Linked DNA regions of Homo sapiens: region 2 is linked to region 1. Evidence: read pairs that join two places in POLR2A ChIA-PET (ENCODE). Cell type or tissue: Panc1. All regions are shown on one strand. Each heading gives the region's core, and the rest is flanking DNA. Links, peaks and the distances in the headings are about the cores only.

Evidence for each region. Peaks named below come from ENCODE experiments on the same cell type or tissue, not always from the same donor. Only the 100,000 strongest peaks of a DNase experiment are listed, where the experiment ranks them.
Region 2: POLR2A ChIA-PET joins it to region 1 with 18 read pairs; 3 of 35 experiments call an interaction of 5 or more read pairs at or near these places.

The regions. Positions count from the first base shown.
Region 1 is chr2:54,561,455-54,564,370 of GRCh38, reverse strand. The region is part of intron 2 of SPTBN1 (spectrin beta, non-erythrocytic 1); the gene reads right to left. Among named protein-coding and RNA genes, the nearest start is that of SPTBN1-AS1, 4.2 kb to the right of the region's middle. In Panc1, for the core only: no CTCF peak of the experiment used is centred there; no DNase peak of the experiment used is centred there; H3K27ac peaks cover 648 bases.
Region 2 is chr2:55,095,293-55,098,208 of GRCh38, reverse strand. It overlaps a transcript of RTN4 not described here. Among named protein-coding and RNA genes, the nearest start is that of RTN4, 46 kb to the right of the region's middle. In Panc1, for the core only: no CTCF peak of the experiment used is centred there; no DNase peak of the experiment used is centred there; H3K27ac peaks cover 209 bases.

The sequences.
Region 1 (2,916 bases), core at 110-2,609:
GGAGTGAGGAGAGGTGATGACATGGAACCATCATCCAGAAAGCTTTCTCAGCAGCCAGGGAGATTTTAGGCTGACTCTCCTAAGAAAAGTGCTATCTTTTCCTCAAAAGGAGTTATCTATCACCTTCCTCTTCTATATAACTAGCCTCCAAGAATCCTTTTAATGTTCTTCCTAGTAAAATATTAGATTTAAGAAAAAGTTGGTATTCCCTTGACTGTCAATATTCTTAATGCAACAAAAACCGAGAGCAGCCCATGTCCAGAAATCTGGGCAGCTCCCTTAACACATTAATCTTCCATGCCAGCAGTATGTATTCAAGTTATTTGGGCGCCATGATCCACATCTAACCCACACTTTGTGGTACTACGGGAAGAGCATCAAATTTGGAGTCAGAAAACCTGAATTCTGGAAAGCTAGCCTCATACAGATGGATAATAATCCAACGATCTATTTCTTTATCTACAAAAAGTTCGAGAATAGCTACCCTTGCCGGGTGTGGTCAGCACTTGGGGAGGCCAAGGCAGGCAGATCACAAGGTCAGGAGTTCGAGACCAGCCTGGCCAATATGGCGAAACCCCATCTCTACTAAAAATGCAAAAATTAGCCGGGCGTGGTGGCAGGTGGCTGTAATCCCAGCTACTCAGGAGACTGAGGCAGGAGAATCGCTTGAACCCGGAAGGCAGAGGTTGCAGTGAGCCGAGATCGCGCCACTGCACTCCAGCCTGAGCGACAGGGTGAGACCCCGTCTCAAAAAAAAAAAAAAAAAAAAAAAAAAAAGAATAAATTTTCTTCATGATTCAGAGGTATAAAATCAGCACTTCACTTTCTAAGAGTTAAGAAATTTAAAAAATTAAGAAATTCAACAAGACAACTCTCAATACGTAATAAACTTGGTAGTAATGCATTTCATGACCTGAAATTCTTTAATCTCTATGTCCCAAGGAAGACAGAGCACTTCATACCTCTCCTGGTGCAAACGCACTGAGCCAGAATAGCTAGAGAATGCACCTTCTCCAGAAAGATCAGATGCGGAGTGTCAGCATCTGGCTGCAAAGCAGACAGAAAAACTTCATTTTGATGCTTTTTAACTAGATCCTGTCTACATTACAACTTCACAGCCAGAGCCAATAGAATCAGTTCTCCAGGGGCAGGTTGGCAGGAGAGGGAACCAGGTTAGGGTGGGCATTTCACACTGTCATTCTTTCATTTAAAAGAAAATATATATATAAATATGAACATCTAGAAGTCTGAAAGGAGAAAGTTACAGAACACCGTGCAGCCTAAACTCAACAATGCCTGTGAACTTGGATGAGTTATTTGCCTCTATCTTATCACCTCTAAAACTTCACAGGTATGTTATAAAGACCAGACAAAATTCCATATAGAAAGCTCTGACTGGTACATGGTAAGCACTCAACAAAATCGTTTTTCCCAGTAACCCTGACAAGAAAGAAGAAACTTTATGGAATAATTGGAATGCAGGCATAGTATTTAAAAATGGTAAGCATTTCTAGGCCGGGTGCAGTGGCTCACACCTGTGATCCCAGCATTTTGGGAGGCCGAGGCAGACCAATCACTTGAGCTCATGAGTTCAAGACCAGTTTGGGCAACATGGTGAAACCCTGTCTCTACAAAACACACACACACACACACACACACACACACACACACACAAAGCAGGGTTTGGTGGCAAGTGCCTGTAGTCCCAGCTACTGGGGAGACTGAGGTGGGAGAATCACTTGAGCCTGGGAGGCAGAGGTTGCAGTGAGCCAAGATCATCACACCACTGCACTCCAGCCTGAGCAACAGAAGCAGACCTTGCCTCAAAAAAAAAAAAGAAAAAGAAAAGAAAAGTAAGCATTTCTATAGATGAAATGGAAGAGTAGGCATTTGAGGCAAAATGTAGAAGATAAGCGTGAAACCCAGGGATGGGTTTTATAAAAAGCTGTAGGCCTGCCTACCAGATTTGAATGGAATATATTAGAATAAGAAGTAAGTGGAGTGGGGCCATTTTACGGAGAATCTTTGAAGGCCAAGCTAGACTCTGGAACTTCATTTACACAATGGCACAAGCAACTGTTTCTGAGGGGGAAAGTGGCATGATGAGTGTTCTCTCATGAGGAGTTAAGCTGGCTGATGTGAAGTGGAGAGATGGTTATCATGAACCTGCACCTCTGTTACTACACAGTTCTCTAAATATGGGAGGTTGGGTTTTGCTGTATTTCAACATTCCTCTTTTATTTAACAGAGAAAAAAACATCAAATACAACTTTATACGATACATGAACTGATTCTGAGGAAAGTGATAACTTAATTTTGCAGGTGAAAATCTGAAAAAGAAAAAGAGGAAGGGGTGGGTGTGTGTGTGTTGGGTGTTGGGTGTTGGTGGTGAATGCTACAGCCATCAGAGGTTGAAGGGCTTGTCTTCTTATGCCAGGAGGCTTCGTGTGATAAAGCCATCACTCTTGTATCTCAATGAGGTTTTTTTTTTAATCACACTTATTTACTGACCCACAAATCTCTACAAACTATAAATCTCTACAAACCATAAATCTCTATAAACTATATATTTATGACTATCCTTATTTTTATTTTAAACTATATATAACTATATTTATATATAAATATATAACTCGATTTATATTTATATATAACTATATTTAAACTATAAATTTATAATATCTCTATAAATTTATAAACTATAAATCGCTATAAACCATTTTATCTAAATAGACCAGACTCATTTTAAAATTATATTCTCCTTAGCCAGAACTCCAAATCTCATTCTATGGCACACCTCCTGAAATTTTTAGGACCCAGTGTGGAAAGTAACTTGAAACCAGCCAAAATGCAGAAACAACTCCAGAAAAATCATAGCACTATCAGGCACAGACAATACATAAATAAGTTCATATC
Region 2 (2,916 bases), core at 147-2,646, 530 kb before region 1:
TTGTGCTGGGTACTGGAAATCCGGACATACTTCTGCCTCTAACAGGTGAAAAAGAAAATGGGACAACACTAGCCCTAATCTAAAATGACTGGAGATGTGATAAAGGGAGTACAAAGAAATACCGTAGCACAGTGCAGAGGTTAATTCCATCTAGGATAGTAACAGCTGGGAGATGGCCTTTGATAAAATTGTGTGAGGTAGAAAAAGAGATTGGGGGAAGGGCACAGAGGAGAAAGATGAGGCTGAAGGTTGATGAGGAGGGGCGGGAGTGCTGAAGGCTTCCATATGTCATTCTTGGCCCTTCAGACTCCACCTGCTTCCTGGGGGAATTTCACTTTTCCTGCTCTTGCCTATACACTGGTGATTCAAATGATTCAGAAATCCTTATCTCCAGCCCTGACCTCTATCCTGAGTTCCAGAACAGCCTGTTCAAGTGTCAGCTCTTCATTATGGATTTCACTTCAAAGTCAACATGTTCCAAAACTGAGCTCATTATCTTTCCCAGCAACCTATTCCGTCTCTCATATTCCCAATGTTTATGAAAGTGTTCAAGATAGAATCCTTAGAGGCCTGGGTGGCGTCTGCAGCTCTACCTCTGACAGTCTGCCTCTTCGAGGCCTCCTGAAGCTGCCCCTCCTCCTTCCCCCACTGCTGTCTCCTTGGTTCAAGCTTTGCCATCTCTGGGGCAATAGCAAGTGTCTTCCAACTGCTCTTTCTGCCTCCAGTTTCTTCTTGTTTTGATCTTGTTTTCTATTATTCTCTTAGAGTACCAGTGTTCCAAAGCTTTCTTTACAAGAAGTACCTGGGGTTTGATTACAAATGCAGAATTACCAGGCTTTCCCCCCAACCCCAGAAATTCTGATTCTGAGTCTGGACTGAGGCCAAGGAATTTTTTTTTTTTTTTTTTGAGACAGAATTTCACTCTGTCATCCAGGCTGGAGTGCAGTGGCACAATCAGGGCTCATTGCAGCCCTGACCTCCTGGGCTCAAGCAATCCTCCTTTATCACAATTTAGCTCTTACTCATCTTTTGCAAATACTTCCATATTAAATTGCTTAGTGGCCATGCCTTAGTTCGTGCTGTGCCCTCTGCCTAGAACTTCTCTTGGCCTCTTGTCTGCTTGGTGAACTTTTTTCTTTATTGAAATCATTGCTCAGATATCACTATCTTAGTATAATCTCCCCTAAGTACTGGGGCCACAGTGAGGGGCTTTGGCCTAGTTGCTCCCTTTAAAATTTGTACATGCCCAAATAAATACCTCGCATCTACCTAACAACCTTGCAATTATCCATTTACAATGACTGTCACTCCAACTACACCTCATTCCTTGAGTGTAGGGAAGCCTTTCTTCGTATTTTTTGTATTCCTGGGCCCAGAAAGCTGCCTGGCACAGGACAGAAGCTTAATAAACAGTAACTGCTGCAGCATGACAGAATGAGCAGAGGGTGTGGTGGAGTGCTAGCATGGCACCCAGATCTCAGGGCAGGAGCCAAAACTGGAAAGTAGCTTGCGTTCAGATTGAGAAAAAGACCCCAAAGCAACACTGAAAACCTTGGACCTTAACTTCCAACTAAGACAAAAGTTTTATTCCTAAGTGGGATTATTTAGCCAGAGAAAGGCTATGATTAGAGCTTTGATAACGTGGTGCAGGATGCTGAGAACAGTCTGGGAACTTAGACTTGAGACTGTGGAGATAATGCTGATGAGGAGTGGGTTCTGGGAGAGAACCTTGAGAGATATATTAGATGAGGCCTGATGAATGATAGATTCCAGGGATGGGAGAATGAGGAATCAAAAATCACTTGGAAGCTCAGCCAAGAGATCAAGGTCAGCATCAGCAGTGATAAGTCCTGGTGGTAGCATGCACTCTTTTTTTTTTTTTGAGGCAGAGTTTTGCTCTTGTTGCCCAGGCTGGAGTGCAATGGTGTGATATTGGCTCACAGCAACCTCCGCCTCCCGGGTTCAAGCGATTCTCCTGCCTCAGCCTCCTGAGTACCTGGGATTACAGGCATGCGCCACCACGCCCAGCTAATTTTGTATTTTTAGTAGAGACGGGGTTTCTCCATGTTGGTTAGGTTGGGCTTGAACTCCCGTCCTCAGGTAATCCACCCGCCTCGGCCTCCCAAAGTGCTAGGAACAGGCGTGAGCCACCATACCCGGCCCAGCATGCGCTCTTATATGGTGGGATGAAAATGGTACTTTACCTCTGTAGTCTCTCTCCCAATAACCCATAACCACTGTCCCATTAGGAGAAAAGCATCAGATAAATCCCAAGTGAGGGACATTCTACAAATTGCCTGATCAGTCCCTGCTCAAAACTGTCAAAGGTAGCAAAAACAGGGAAAGTCTAGGAAACTGTTAGAGCCAAAAGTAGCCTAAGAAAGCATGACTAAATGCAATGTGGTATCCTGGATGGGATCCTAACAGGAAAAGGGCATTTGAAATCTGCATAGAGCTTGGGCAACATAGTGAGATCCCCATCTCTACAAAAAAAATTTAAAAATTAGCCAGGTGTGGTGGCGAGTGCCTATAGTCCCAGCTATTTAGGGGAGTCAGGGGCAGGGAGATAGGGAGTGCCGAGGTGGGAGGACCACTTGACCCTGGGAGGTCAAGGCTACAGTGAGCCCTCATTAAGCCACTTATACTCCAGCCTGGGCAGCAAAGTAAGACAGGGTTTCACTGAAAGAAAAGAAAAAAATCTGAATAGTGTGGACTTCAATTAATAATGTATCAACATTGGTTGGTTCATCAATTATAACAAATGGACCTCACAAATATAAGATGTTAATTTTTAAAATTATTTTACAAAAATTAATTGAAGGTAGATGATGATGTGATTAACCTCATAATAATATTTGGGTTTTTTTGTCTGTGTTTTTTTTTTTGAGACAGGATCTCACTCTGTCGCCCAGACTA